Regions from separate parts of the Mus musculus genome. Here region 2 is linked to region 1. Evidence: chromatin loops called from intact Hi-C (ENCODE). Cell type or tissue: heart. All regions are shown on one strand.

What was found. Hi-C counts contacts between places; a loop is a spot of excess contacts. Peaks named below come from ENCODE experiments on the same cell type or tissue, not always from the same donor. Only the 100,000 strongest peaks of a DNase experiment are listed, where the experiment ranks them.
Region 2: a loop joins it to region 1, with 6 times the contacts of the local background. A loop is called at or near these places in 15 of 42 quality-filtered maps.

What each region holds. Positions count from the first base shown.
Region 1 is chr5:150,093,035-150,101,034 of GRCm38, reverse strand. No RefSeq gene overlaps it. Among named protein-coding and RNA genes, the nearest start is that of Gm52797, 34 kb to the left of the region's middle. In heart, no CTCF peak of the experiment used is centred here; a DNase peak (open chromatin) is centred at 3,284; H3K27me3 peaks cover 300 bases.
Region 2 is chr5:150,153,728-150,161,727 of GRCm38, reverse strand. It overlaps a transcript of Fry not described here. Among named protein-coding and RNA genes, the nearest start is that of Gm52797, 27 kb to the right of the region's middle. In heart, CTCF peaks have their summits at 334 (motif pointing right) and 3,833 (motif pointing right); a DNase peak (open chromatin) is centred at 3,827.

The DNA of each region.
Region 1 (8,000 bases):
CCTAGTATTCAGAAAGTTCAGGGGAAGGAAACCTTTACTCCAAGGAACCAAAGCACGGCTGTGGGAGTGCAGAGAGAGGCTCAGAGGTCAGATGGTGAGGATGAGGAGAGAAGGCAGAAGTTAGTTAGACTTATGGAGACATTTGGTTAAGCACGGACACCTTGCACCTTTTAAATTCATAAAACCCCTCTCACTCATGCTGGGTGTGGGGTGCCATGCTCCTATTCTGGACTGATCTGGGTGGTCTCATTCTGGATGTTTCAGTGTGAACGAGAGCATCTTCTCCAGTGCCTCCCTGGTAGCCCCTCTGTTAGTCATTATCTTGTCGGGGATTTGATCCAACACATGTGAGTGATCCACAGCCCACATGCCCTGCTGTGGGGAGTGTGCAGCTCTGTATGTAAACAGTTGTTTCTTTGAGTCAGGGTTTTGCTAGCAGCCCATGTTAGTTGTGAGCTTGTAATTCTCCTGCCTCAGATGCCCCAAGTCTAGAATTATAACTATGAACCACCATACCCAGCTATAAGAATGGACGGCTTTTTTGGGGGGGGGGGGAGGAAAGGGTTTACTCAGCTTACACTTTCCACCTTGCTGTTCATCACCACAGGAAGTCAGGACTGGAACTCAGGCAGGTCAGGAAGCAGGACCTGATGCAGAGGCCATGGAGGGATGTTTCCATGTTTACTGGCTTGCTTTCCCCGGCTTGCTCAGCTTGCTCTCTGATAGAATCCAAGACTACCAGGCCAGGGATGGCACCGCCCACAATGGGCCCTCCCACCTTGATCACTAATTGAGAAACTGCCTTGCACCTGGATCTCATGGAGGCATTTCCTCAAGGGAGGAAGAATGGAGCTCTAAGGTTCCAATTCTTAAGCTTTTAGAATTACACTCTCCAAACATGGAGCCCTGGAGCTGAGTATCAACTTTATGATCTGCCCTCTGTGGGTTCTGGGAACAAAACCCAGGTCCTCTGGAAGAGCAGCCGGTGCTCTTACCTGCTGATGAGCCATCTCAGACCCGATAGAGGAATTCACTTTCTTAAAAACATTATTATGCTACAATCAAACCTTTTGTCCAACTTTTTTAACTTATTGGCTGACAAAGAGCACATTTGTAGGAGTTATAGAAACAGCTCACTGTTTGAGAGAGCTTCCTGCTCTACCCGAGGGATCACGTTCAGTTCCCAGCACCCACACTGGGCCCACAGCTGGATGTCGGGATCCAACGCCTTCTTCTGGCTGCATGGGCACCTGCACCCATGTGCAATACACTCATGTAGAAACTCATACATAAGCATTAAAAAAAAATCTTTTCAAGGAGACCTAGAACGGGGAAAACAGTTGAAATGTAAATAAAGAAAATACCAAATAAAAAAAAGGAAAAGAATCTTTTCAAAATTTCTAAGAAACAAAGAGCCACTCACTTTAAGGAAGACTACAACCTGCAGAGGGATGGGAGGCAGGTGGAAAGAATTCCTGCCTCAAAGGCAACAGAATATAACATTTGTCTCTAAGGCTTGTAACGAAGAAAAAAACAAAACAAACAAACAAAAAGCTGGGTCAACCAGCACCAATCAATGTCTCAGTCTGTAAATCCTCCTTCAACTGCTCAGTGGGATCTACTAAACTCCCGATGAACATCATGCTTCCTGTCATTGCTCTCATTCGTGTGTTTTACTTATAAATTTTTAATTTTTAAAATTTTCAGACAGGACCTTGCTATGCAACCCAGGCAACCTATTTATTTATTTAGTTAGTTAGTTTTTCGAGACAGGATTTCTCTGTATATAGCCCTGGCCGTTCAGGAACTCACTTTGTAGACCAAGCTGATCTCGAACTCAGAAATCTGCCTGCCTCTGCCTCCTAAATGCTGGGATTAAAGGCGTGCGCCACCACGTCCGGCTCAGGCTAACCTTGTAACTAACCTACACTATGCAGTTCTGACTGTCATGAAGTCAACCTGTACTTCAGGCTGACCTCAAATTCGTGTCCCTCCTTCTCCGGCCTCTCCAGCGCTGGAATCACAGAGGGTACAAACACATCCAGCTAAAAAAAGGAGCTGGGTGGATCTGTTTGCTTGTTGTGGATGTGGAACCCAGAGCTTCGCACATGCGCAGCGGGTACTTTACCGCAGAGCCCACAACTTCCGTGCATACCTCTTACTTTTGCTGTATTTGAGACAGGTTCTCACTCTGAAGCCCAGCCTGGCAGGAATAGTCTGTGTAGCCCAACATGAGCATCAAATTCTCAGCAATCCCTCCTACCTTAGTTTTCAGGTCCTGAAATACAAGCATGAGCCACTACACTCGACAAGAGCTCTTACTTTAAATGGTCGTATTTGAATATTCTGATTCGGTACTGCGAACAATAAGGAAAAAACAGTAACTGTACTTATGTTGTCATCTTGAGATTAAGATAAGGGGATTGAAAAGAAACTTTGTTTTTATCCCTTGAGTCAGGATTGGATCACAGTGTTTTTATACATGTGTCTGCACACCGCCTTCTAACCTGTCCCTCTCCCCACTACCTTTCCCAGACTCTCTTGCTGGCTGCCCACTCCTGATAGTCTCCTATCTGCTTTGATGTCATATGTGCCCAATCTCCCTCTCTTTCTCTCTCCTCCTCCCTTAAGATGTCTCTTTAGAGTGTCATGGTCCCTTTTATAGTTTCATGTCCTGCACACTCAATAACACACGCAAACATTATGTATGTGTATACATGTACACGCACATATATAATCACACATATAAACAGAATAAGTATTTTCCAATAATTAAAAGATTTTTTAAAACCCTGAAATATTAGTAATAACTAGCAAGGAACATGGGGGGGGGAACGACACAGGAGAACAGAATCAAAAAGAAATGAGGAGGAAAAAGCTTTATCCAGTAATGAATAGATGAGTAAATAGAATTAGAAGAAAGTATGCAGGGGAAAAAGAAAATCATTTAAAAATCGAAACCACGATATAGTACTTTGCTGAAATTGCAGTAGACAGAGTAGAAGTGTGGTCCCAAAGAGTACAACAGAGAAGCCCAAGGCAGCTCCGTCCTGGGGCCTGGATAGTCAGAGCCTGCGCAGAGCACGGGGAGAGTCAGCTGAACGTGTGAGCTAGTCTTTCTATGGTTATTCTCTTGAGCAGTCAAGGAACTGAAGCCTGAGTTGTCACCTGGGCCACTTTTCTCCTCAGCCCGCTAGAGGCCTCTGCTGGCCACACATAACATTGCAGTCTCTGTGTTAGGTTGGTTTCCGCAGACCCTCCTGAGACTTTCAAGGCATTCCCTGGGTTGGCTCATGTTTTAGCCTTCAGACAGGCTGCACACTCCATGTGCAGTGTAAACAAGGGAAGCAACCACAATACTGGGAGGTGGAGGACCTGTCTTTGTGCTTTCAGGACCCTCTCACCAAGCAGTATCCATCACCATGTTGGAGGGAGGCAATTGCGGGTATTACAACAAGGCTGGGGCTTCAGAAGTTTTCGCATGGATGCTGAGACTGACTCATCTGACAGCCTCGGCTCAGAGATAGCAAACTCCAGGGTCATTCTTAGTTGTGAGATCTGATCACTGTCACTGATAGACAAGGGGTGGGAGGGGCGGGGGAGAAGGAGAAGGGGAAAAGGGAGAGGGGAGATGGGGGATAAAGGAGGAAGCGTTTCTTCCTTCCCCGCGTGCTTCCCAGTGGAGCCTCCTTCTCTGCAGGATCTGGCTCCTCGGCAACCTGCTCTTCTGTTCTCAGCTGACTCCAAGGGCATCCCTCACCCTGGGCCCATGACCGGCCAGGATAAGCCTCCCTCACTTGCAGTTCTTTGAGAGGGAATTTACACATCTTCATCTACATCATCATCTTCATCACTGGTCTCCAGCCTGGGACTTTCATTTTAAAATTAAGAGTTTTCTATCCTGTTAAAAATAGTTACATGGGTCTTAAACCAGGTGATTAAATATTTAACAGTGTATTACTTTTTTTTTTTTTTTTGAGACAAGCTTCCCAAGTTCTGGGGTTGTACACGTGAGCCATCGCACACAGTCATTAATGTAGCCGATTCTCTGTGGGGAGAATGGAACTGTACATGAAACACTGATGTAATCGTCAACGAGATTCATAAAGGACAATGATCCCCACCAAGAACACAAAAGATAGACAGGATCTTATAAATTTCCCAGGCTGGCCTGGAACTCACCATCCACCTGCCTCTGCTTCCCAAGTAGCTGTGACCTCAGGGCTTGTGTGGCTGTGCCACACATGCCATAATTTTTCCTGAAGAGTGTGTAATAGATCAGGAAGTTAATAATTGGAATGATTTTTGTACTTGAATCTCAATATTTGAATCTCAATACTTGGAAAGTCTGAATGTGTTTGTATAAACTTTAGTTTTATTTTATGTGTATGGGTGTTTGATTGGATATACATACATTCACCATGTGCATGCCTGGTACCCACGGAGGCCAGAAGAGTACGTCAGATCCCTTGGAACTATAATTACAGATGGTTATGAGCTACCACGTGGGTGCTGGGAACCAAACTCTGGTCCTTGTAAAAGCAGCTGGCATTTTTAACTGCTGAGCCATCTCCCCAGCCCCTTAGTGTGTGGTTCTATCTAAATACACACAATAGGTCTTAACAGGGAGAGACTGAGATATGTTTATCTAATCCAGTTTCAAGGAAACTCAGTTACCACAAAGGGAAGAGTAGGTTAATCCATAGCTGCCTTTTCTTCTGACTCTGGATTTCATTGTCACAATTGGGCTCTGCTTGCAGCAGGAGAGGGTTTTGATTCCCATTGCAGTGGTACATGAGTCACGAACCATTGAGATAGCACCTCAAGTGCAAAGAATCAATAAGCCATAAGTGTTCCTGGATGGGGCTGGAGAGATGGCTCAGTGGCTAAGGTCACATATTATTCTTCCAGAGGACTTTGAGTTTGATTCCTATCACTCTAACCAAGTGGCTCACAATCACATGTAAGTCTAACTCTGGGGGATCTGACACCTCTGAGGTCCATAGGCACCCACATACACGTAAAAAGAAGAGTGTTATTGGTTCTTTGCTTGTGAGTATTACAAGACCTTGGCATTTTGAAAAAGACTTGTAAATACTGGAAGAAGTGAGTCAGGCTTTAAGCAGGAGCAAGGTGGAGTGGACTTGATGATTGCTGGTGTAGCAGCTTTGATTATATTAATTAGCACCAACTGCTTCTGTAATTGCTTTGACACAAGAAGTTAGGACAGCTACTTTTGTTAATTACTTAGCAAAAAATGTTATTAGTGCTCTGAGTTTTCAAGAAGATTCAGATAGACATCTAGAACAACAAATTGACATTCTTATTGATACTATTCAAACTACTGGAGAGGAGGCTCAGAGTTTAAGAATAAGAGGTCATCTCAAGTGTCACGTTAAATATCAATGGAAAATTCAAAGACACTTGCAGGGTGTTTGCCATAATTCTAACACCTCTCTGGATAGCTTAACTTTGTGTAAGGAGAACATGAATTTAAGGAATACAAAGCTTGAAGTAAACTCTGCCCAGGAGTGCATGGCTTTCCTTTTATCTTGGTCATCCTGATTCATGGCTGAAGGGTCAGTATTTCCATCTTTGTCAAGTTTCAAGAATGGCTTATATAGCTTGACCATGTTAGCCTTCCTTGTCCTGGGAATACTTTTATTCCTGCCCTTGTGATGAAACTTGCCTTTAACAACATCAACATGTTGACGGCCAAAATACATGGCTCGAAACTAAAAATGGATCCCCCCCCCCCCAGCCAGGGTTATTAATCTAACAGGCTGGTGGCCAAAGACGGGTAATTTTCTGTACAGTGCCTTACCAACCTAAGACAGAATTACATTGTTTTTGAAAATGTAAATTCCAAGATGGGTAAGGAAGGCATCCTTGTCAGAATCAACTAAGACAGGCATAGCCTGGTTTATGAAGTCAAAAAGGGGGAGATGTTGAGAGCTTTTGGTGCCACTTCTAGGAATTTGGCACTTGTCACTGGGTTTGGACAAGGAAGAAGGCTCAGATAAGAATATTAGAAAGAGTGACCATGGGGCTTTGTTTATTACTTTACTTACTGCCTTGTGTGATCCTTTTGTTCGATACTTTACTTAATTAGTATCTTGTGTGACCTTCCTGTTTACTACTTCGCCTGATGACTTTGCTTTTGATCTAGAACTGACCATGTGTTTTGGATGCACCTAGAATGATATAAAAGCAGGCTGGAGAGACATAAACCTGCTTCAGCCTGGAGCTGGAGTCATGTTATAATTTTGTCTGGTTTTCTTTTTCAATCTTCACTCCCTCGCTTGACTGTTGATTGACTGAGATGGCTTGGTCACTGATGGTCTAGATGTAGTTCCTGTCATAACTGGTTGGTCTATGTAGTGTCACTGTGGGTTGGAGTGATCTGTGGAGGTTTTAGGGGACTTTAGTTCCAGGCTCTGCACTTCCACAGTGTGTCCTAATTGTCCTCAGTTTCTTCCCTTGTAACCCATCCATCCTGTCCATGATTTATGGGGAAATATACCAGAGCCACTTACAGTAATGTGTCGCGAGTAGACAAGTTTCAACCAGTTTACAGGATGTAGGAAGCATTTCTCTGGAACTTGGGGGGTTTCTCCCCAAATCACTGATAAGAATAGCCTCGGTTTGATCATGCAGGTAAGGACAGTAGACATTCTTGTATCTGTCACAGGAGGTGAGGCTCAGATGTGGAGAAAGAGGCCTTTTAAAACATCATCCCACAGAGGCCAGGCTTGGCAAGCCCAATGCAAGCCAGACATGTTGGTTTGGACTGGAGGATGAGTTAAAGAGAAAACAGCCTAGAAATAAAAAACTCAGCTACTGTGCCCACAACCCTGGTCTTCTAATCCCAGAGGCAGAAAGAGTCCAAGAGCAAACAGGGATGGAGAAGACGAAGGGCACACGGCCTTGTAAACATAGCAGGACTGGTGCACGTATGAACTCCCAGAGCCTGTGGTGGAATGCACAGAGCCTGCACAGGTATGGGCCTGATGGAGTCCCATAGCTGAGAGTTGAAGTGGACACAGGCCCACGTTGTAACACAGAGGCTGTCTCTGAGCGATATTTCCAATACAAAGGAAGCATTTATTTTCCTCAACAAAGTCTTACATGGTGTGCGAACGACTCTTTTTTTTTTTAATTTTTTATTAGGTATTTTCCTCATTTACATTTCCAATGCTATCTCAAAAGTCCCCCATAACCACCCCCCACTCCCCTACCCACCCACTCACCCTTTTTGGCCCTGGCGTTCCCCTGTACTGGGGCATATAAAGTTTGCAAGTCCAATGGGTCTCTCTTTCCAGTGATGGCCGACTAGGCCATCTTTTGATATATATGCAGCTAGAGACAAGAGCTCAGGGGTACTGGTTAGTTCATATTGTTGTTCCACCTATAGTGTTGCAGTTCCCTTTAGCTCCTTGGGTACTTTCTCTAGCTCTTCCATTGGGGGCCCTGTGATCCATCCAACAGCTGACTGTGAGCATCCACTTCTGTGTTTGCTAGGCCCTGGAATAGTCTCACAAGAGACAGCTATATCTGGGTCCTATCAGCAAAATCTTGCTAGTGTATGCAATGGTGTCAGCATTTGGAAGCTGATTATGGGATGGATCCCTGGATATGGCAATCACTAGATGGTCTATCCTTTCATCACAGCTCCAAATTTTGTCTTTGTAACTCCTTCCATGGGTGTTTTGTTCCCAATTCTAATAAGGAGCAAAGTGTCCACACTTTGGTCTTCGTTCTTCTTGAGTTTCATGCGTTTAGCAAATTGTATCTTATATCTTGGGTATCCCAAGTTTCTGGGCTAATATCCACTTATCAGTGAGTACATGTTGTGTGAGTTCCTTTGTGATTGGGTTACCTCACTCAGGATGATGCCCTCCAGGTCCATCCATTTGCCTAGGAATTTCATAAATTCATGCTTTTTAATAGCTGAGTAGTACTCCATTGTGTAAATGTACCACATTTTCTGTATCCATTCC
Region 2 (8,000 bases), 61 kb before region 1:
CATGTAGCCCAAGATGTTCTTACACTTTTTATGTAGCTGAGGTGCTATTTCTATATTTCTTTGATCTCAGGGCCAGCAATCACCTGGCCTTGAACTCCAGTTCTGTGGTTAACTATCCTGTGAGCTGCAATTACAGACCCTTCCTGTGTTACCGTCTATGCGTTGGTAATAAACAAACACACATCAGGGCTTTTCTGAGAACTATGTGAACTCATGCAGGCAACACTCCCATAGATTTTTTTTATTATTATAAGAATTTTCCTTTTTTTAAAAATTTATTTTATGTATGTATTGTACCAGGTGCATGCCTGATGATACCCACAGAGACCAGAAGGTGGCGTAACATCCCCTGGACCGGGAGTTACTGATGGTTGTGAGCTGCAGTGTAGGTTCTAGAAGCCAAACCTGACATTTCTCCAGCCCCGGAAGAATTTTCTTTAAAAATCCTTACAAATGAGCATTCATGCTTTTGGTAGGTCAATGGCTGGCAGTGTGAAGGCTTCAGCCTGAAGCGGTTTGCAGTTTATGTCAATTTTATTCTTTAAAATAATGGGATCAGTCTATCATAGTTCTGAGTATTAAATGCTCCAATTTTATGTAAAGAGCTAATACTTATGTCTATCACATTAGTAAATACTTCATGAATTTGGGTTTTAATTAGGCCCTGACAGGCCTCCACTATATGCCAGTGAACCTATGACGTGGGGGTGGTTTTCCCACCGTGCACTTCAAGAAGCAGCCTTGGGAAGCTTGATTCTTTCCACAGAGGTAAGGATGGAGAAAGGCCAGTGCTCACAGCCTGGCACAAGCCCTTTCAGTGATAAGTGAGACTCCAGTGGCGTCCACAGAGCTGCAGAGAGCTTCTGTGCCCACGATCATTAGGCCACTCCCAATTCCTAGCCTCCAAGGTCACCAGGTGCCTGTCCTAAAATTCCAGCCTTAATACCCAGGAGAGTCAAACTGTTACAGTGTGCTCTCCCATCTGCCTCAACACAGAGTCTTCACATACAAAGCACTTCAGATGTTGTCAGTGTGTGTCAATTACCCAGCAACCCCTTGACGGGACAGGACCTTTTCTGCAGCAATGGTGGTATCTGCTCCCTCAGCCTCTGACTGCAGTTATCTGTTGAGAACGTTCTCCCCGGAGTCTGCAACACCGAGTTTCTCAGGGAACCACAAAGGGAAGCCAGAGAACTTTTTTTGCCCTTCCTAGGATATAACTTGCGAAGCTGCAAGCTCAGGCCGTTGTTTGGAGTGAGGACTAACAACCGGTTAAAATGTAAATAGAAGGCCAAGGCCCTGTGGAGCCAGAGGAAATGAGTCCCTACAACTAGAGTTTGTGTGGTGCTAATGGAGGTCTCTAGTAGGCTGTAGGCCCTCAGAAGCAGTGAGCAATGTCAAACCAGCAGAATAATGAATGAAGAGGGACCAGGGAGATGGCCCAACTGGTAAAGGTACTCGCTATCAAGCCTGATGACCTGAGTTCTAGTCCTAGGACATATATCTTTGTCACATAAACATATGCTATATATACATATATTATACATATGCTACATATGCCTATACTACAGAATTCTGCAATGACCCATTGACCTTACAAAGCCTCCCTCTGCTGTGGTTCACTTTTTCCCCTCACCCTGTGAAGTCAGTCTAGGTTGCTGACTTGACACATTTCAAGGCTTTAACATCCTAATCCCCCAAACATGGGAACATATTATTTTATGTGGCGGAAAGCATTCTCCAGAGGTTAAGTTAAGGTTATTTACAATGGAGAGATTGCCTAGGATTATTTGGGGGTGTTGGGGAGGGTTGGAGGCAGAGGGGACTGAAGAGCTAGGCAAGCAGAGGCCGGAGCAGAAGCCACTGTGGGCCCAGAAACACAGGCTGCCACACCAGGGCAAGGGCTTTAGAGGGAAGCCAATCAGACAGGCCCAGTTTGACCTCCCAAACTTAAAAGGAATTAATTACTCTGTTGTTTTGCATCATTTGTCACAGCAATGAACGCCCCCAGGGTAGTTATAAAAGGCATAGAGTACTGTTTGTACAAAGCCAAATGTTACAGTGGGTTTCAAAAAGGCACCAAATATTTAGCAGCTCTTAACCCACGGAGCGTTACAAATTAAAGCATCATCGAATTTAAGATCTGACCTCCCCGCTGTAAATTGCTAAGGAATTAGAATCCGGTCACTCTTAGAAGACACATGGTTTAAATCCTCTCACTTTCCTCTTTGTTCTGTGAGTTGCTTCCTCTTAGTTTGTCTTTATTTACATCATTCTTCTATTTACTAGATCAAAGTTTGAGGTCTACAAGTTATTTCTTGTAGAGTCATGCCAGGTCGGGAGAAAGTTCGCCTGTGGCATTCAGCTCCCAGATGCCTGTCTCCTGGGACTAAGTAGCCCTGAAGGCTGCAGGATTGCAGGGCAGAGTCTGACTCTGGGTGATCACAAACATTCTTGCTCCCAAGGCTATAGACAGCCTGGCTTCCTTCCGGGGTCTGAGTGCTCAAGATTCATCGAGAACTGCAGTCATATGATAGCATTCATAGGCCCTTCAGGGGCACAGACAAGGACCAGGGTGTGGGCCTGCCTGCCTCAGTGTATGGAGGTTGTCACTTCACTCCTGAGGGAAGAGAGCTTTAGAGTCACAACAAAGGTCTCTTCTTCCAGCAGTCCCTCCCCTCCCCTCCTCTGTTTTTATTCATTTTTCCTAAATATTATATATAGAGTATTTACCTTTCATGTATGTATGTGTGCCATGTGCATGCTCTGGAATTGGAGTTCCGTGAGCCGCCACGTGGGTGCTGGAACTGAATCCAGGTCCTTTGCAAGAGCACCAGGTGCCTTAACCACTGAGCCATCTCTCCAGCCCCTAGAGTGTGTCTCTTCGTGCTATTTTAACAAATTTTTAGAATGTTCCTTTCCTTCCTTGTGAGAAATCACCTACTATTTAATTTTCATGTAGATGTAAACCCAGAACTTGGAAGGCAGAGGCAGGAGGACTATTGCTCAGCGTGAGGTCAGGAATCAGCCACAGGGCAGATCTTCCTTAAAAACAAAACAAAACAAAAAACTCAATACGCATTGTAGGCTGAGAATGAACACACACACACACACACACACACACACTTAACATCACAGCTGCAGACTCTGTTATTCTTCTGAGCTGGCTCAACTCTGTCTAGGAACCATCTGATCTTTGATATGAGACTGTAGAGGATACAACCAGGAGAGCCATCAACACCACGTGGTGCCTGCTTCAGGTGGTTCTTGGCCACAACTTTTTTTTTTTTAAAGAAAAAATTCCAAGTAGGATTCATTCTTCATGTTCACGTTATGTTTTCCTGACACTGTGGACTTACAGTCAGCCAGTCTTTATGTATAAGACCTTCAGATACACCATCCTTGCATTAATTTTCTCCTTACACAAGAAAAAGAATGTAACAGAGTAAGATGGATATCTTTGAATTGAGTTTACTTAGAATAATGGACACGTTTTATTCCCTCCCATCTAATCCTGCAAGCAACACGGTGTTAAATAGAAATGCAGTCAGAAGTTGTTTACATGCTACACTCTTTCTCCCAAACATTAAGTGACCAATACATCAGAAATAGTCTCATTACCAGTACTGGGGAGTAGGAGATAAAAGCCTGCTACTGTAAGAACTAATAACTTACAAGCTGTCCCTAAGCTCTAGGGGAAAGAAAGTCTGAACAAGCAAAGGAGGGGGGAGGCTAGCAAAACACGTATCCGGTGGTTTTATGCTGTCAACTGTGGAGAACCATGAAGCCCCTAGGGAGAGCAGTCTTTGGTTTGTGTGGGTTGCATGCTCTTTACTCGGCCACAAGGAGGCAGTGGTGCTCAGGGTCCTGGACAAGCCTCCTCATGCCTCTCACTGGCTCCTTTGAGTTGCTTTGCAAGACACATCGTGGACGCTGGAATTGTGTCTCAGACAGGACAGTGTCTGGGCTCCAGGTACCCACGGCCTTCCCTGTAAGACTCCTCTGATGGCACTTTGATAGGAGAACCTATCATGCCAGTCTTTACTTTTAGATAAATTATTCTTTTTTTTTTAAGCCTCGAAAATTTCATTTTTAAAATTGTGTCTGCGTATATGACTATCGGTGAGTGGGTATGTGTATGCGAGTGTGTGTGTGTGCACGCTGTGTGTGTGTGCGTACGCATGTGTGTCTGTGCATGTGAGTGCATGTGTGTGTGAGTGCATATGTGTCTGTGTATGTGTGCACGTGTGTGTACATGTGTCTGTGCATCAGTATGTGTGTATGTATGTGAGTGCATGTATGTCTGTGTGTGTGAGTGCATGTGTGTCTCTGCATGAGTGTGTGTACATCTGTGTGCATGGGTTTATGTGTTTGTGAGTGCGTGTATGTTTGTATGTATGAGTGTATGTGTGTTTGTATATATGTTAGTGCATGTTTGTACATGTGTTTGTGTGTGTCTGTATAAGGGAGAGGGAAGGAAGGAAAGGGAATAAGGGGGAGGGAAGTAGGGAGAGAGGGAGGGAAGGAGAGGGGGAGGGGAGAAGGAGGGGTAGAGGGAGAGGGCGCATATGAGTACTGGTACCTGCTGAAGCCACAAGGTGTTGGATCCCCTAGATCTGGAGTCAGCGTTCCAGGCAGTTATGAGTTGCCCTTTGTTTAATTCAATAAGCAACAGTACGCAACACATCCTTAAAAGTATGTTCTCTTACTTTTATATTTTATGTAGATCAGGAGACTTGGCAAGAAATCCAGGTCAAGGCAGACCCATCCTCACCTGCTGATACCTTTTGCTGTATACCGATCTGTCACCCTCTCGTCAGGACAGGGAAACATGATGACCAACAAATGCCATCAAATGGAGAATTAGCAACATACACCCAGCCCGAAGCCTGCCCCTACCGCGAAGGATCAGGAAACGAGGTTCGCTGCCTTATGCCAAGTATCTATTAATATTTAAGTCTGATAAGGGCTGGAAAGCTGGCTCTGTTTCGTTCCTTTCATTTCACCTCCTTTCAACTCTGAGTCTGTCTTAAGGAAAGGAGTTGTTATGTCTGATAGTAACTTAACAGCCAGGCGCGAAACTGAGGGCTGGCATCTACGAGGACTGGCATCGCAGCCTTTCATTTCCACACAGCGCCAACAGCTCAGTGTGTGTGCTTCAGTGTCTGACGCGCAATAGGCATTTAGCTGTCTGCCAGTCTTACACACATTCAGGGCGTTTGTTCACAGACACCACTGAACTGCACGTTCCCAATGGGCTCCTGTATTAGCTACACCATAACCAAACAAAACTTATGGAACAAGAGTGGATGTTGGCTTACAGTTCCAGAAACGGAGGGAGGAAGGGGGGTGAAGAGGGGGAGCGGGAGGGAGAAGGAGAGAATAATGATGGGGATAGCGTGGTAAGGTGGCAGAAATAGGAAGCTAGCAGACAGCATCTTTGCTCAGGAAGCAAAGAGGGGAAATTGGAAGTGGGCGGGGTTATACACCTTCAAAGCCCACCCCCAGTGACATACTTCCTCCAGCAAGGCTACACCCCTTAAAGGTTTCATAAGCTTCCTAAACAGAACCAGGGACTGTGGACCAAGTGTTTAAATACCCACGTTTACTGGTGACATTTCTCATCGAACTAGCACAGCTCTGAAAGAGAAATGTAGTAGTGAGGACAGCAATTCTGCAACATTACCCAGCATTACTGTTATTGGCCTATCTAAAGTAACACAAAGGCAGACAGATATTTGCAAATCTTCATCAGAGTTCTATACCACAGCACCAGCCTGCCTTACACGTAATTACAGGCATACACTCAGTCAGGGTTCCATACCTTATACACGGTTACAGGCATGCAAGCGGGCAGCAGAATACCACATTAAATTGAGCAACACTTAAAAATAGCAGCAAGGCACCATTTGCATGCAAGTGGAAACCAGGAATGTCATTTATCTAGTGTTTGCCTATCACTATTTCTGAAAACTCCCCTCCAAAAACAAGAGCTCAACAAGATGGCACAACCAGTCAGGAATGCATGACTTGGCTCTGAAGGGGGAAAAATGGTTTGAAAGTTCAGCTGGAGAAAGGGAAGTGGTATCCAAAGTGGCCAGAGGAAGTAGTTACAGAGGTTGCTGGTCCGAGGCCGAGGGGCCCCTGAGAGGCAGCTCTCAGCCTTTGCTCGATTGAGGCTCAGGGTGAGCTGTGGTTTAGACACAAAGCCCCAGTACCTGTGGGATGCGCACAAATGATCATGCGTAAGTGAACACACGCATGCGCACACACAGAGAGAGCAAGCACACAGCTTCACGAAGCTACACTTAGTTTTGGAAGCATAAAGCACACATGTTTTCCTCTTCTTTTCTGCTCCATTCCACCTTTCATTAAAAGTGATGACGAGGCTCTAACTCTGTGTCGCCATACAAACGGGTGACGCTATGGTCGGTCACATCATGGTCTCTCTGTATGGGATTAACTGTACTAGCCAAATTACAGATTATATCTCTTCACCTTTTCTCTATAAATTACTTCTGTATGGAAAGTGAGAAGGCATTTTTCTCCAAATATTTACTTATGAGCAATGTATCTTCAGTGACAAACAATTTACCAAACATAAACAGTTACGTGACTTGGGAGAAACTCAGAGGACAGAGTGAGATTCCTCCCCTCACTTACAAGTTTCTCAGTCTGCACAATTGGACTGACCCAAACCTAGGCACAGGCTACATAGGGGAGAGGAGGGATACTATCTCATGTCCCTCATGTGCTGACATTTGGAACATAATGACCCAGCCTGAGTGTAATGGGCTTAAAACTGTACCCAATAGCCTTTTTGAAAGCAGGAAGTCTTTTTGGGAGACAACAAAAGTTGACCAAGACCAGATGGAAGACGGGGCAGAGGGGCCTGATAAGTGGGGTGCCCGGATACAGGCAGGAGGCTGGACCAGAGGAAGTTCCTCCATTCCCAGGGACTATGCACTTAAGGGATGTTGCCCTCAGAATTTAAAGTGGCTTCTAGATCCTCTTCCAGACCATGTGGGCAGCATCAGATGGCCATGCTACAGAAGCTGAAGTGGTGGGGTACGATACAGCTTCATGCCACCCTCTGAGGGGCCAGTGCATCCTGGGAGTGAGGGAGGCTTTGCTTGGCAGTGGGCAGCATGACGTGGTGACGCAGGACCACTTCTCTGTGGCCTTTCTGTATTTCGGCAAGAGACTCGAGCACATCTCTTAGAGCAGAGGCCATAGAGCATCAGGCCCAGCAGGATATGCCAGGGACGGTGTCAGTATGTCCTCTCCACACGGGTCCAGGGAAATCCACCCCCTTAGGCTGCGGTAGGCAGACAATGGGTCAAGGCAGTCTGACTTTGGTACTTTTTTCGAGGAAGTATATTATAGAAAACCTATGATTTCCCTATGGAGGGCAACAGTCTGTGGCTTTCTGAAGCAGGACACAAGAGCAATCTTGCAGACTTGCTAAGATCTTTGCTGTGAGAGAGGATGGAGACAGTGACATCTGAGCCATCTGCTAGTCTTGTTCCTTAACAGGCAGCATTCGTGTAAATCTAGGCTGACCTCAAACACGCTTATTCTGCCTATGGCTGCCTAATGGTAGCACAGGCACTCAAATTAGATGTCCTGTGTAGGGCTGTATGGTGAATAGCGGTAAATAATTTTATTCACAAATTGGGAGCCCCAGCTTCTTTCTCCTGGCCCCTGCCTAATTACTAACTTATTGGCATTTTATTTTGGTAGAAAGATTTTTGAAACACGGTGCCAATAGAGCTCAGACCCAGTGGTTAGGAAACGGTTAAAGAGAAAAATATAAAGTTCTTGAGCAACACACCCGGAAATATGTTTAAGGGTGGCACATAGGGGGAGATGACAGCAATGGGTTCATTTCTCAAAGCAAGTCTCTTCTGCCCCAAACTGGATCAAGATGTGATCAGGATGTGTTCTTGGTCATGGCCTGAGAGGCGAGGAAGAGGTCGTATCTCAGAATGGGCCATCCA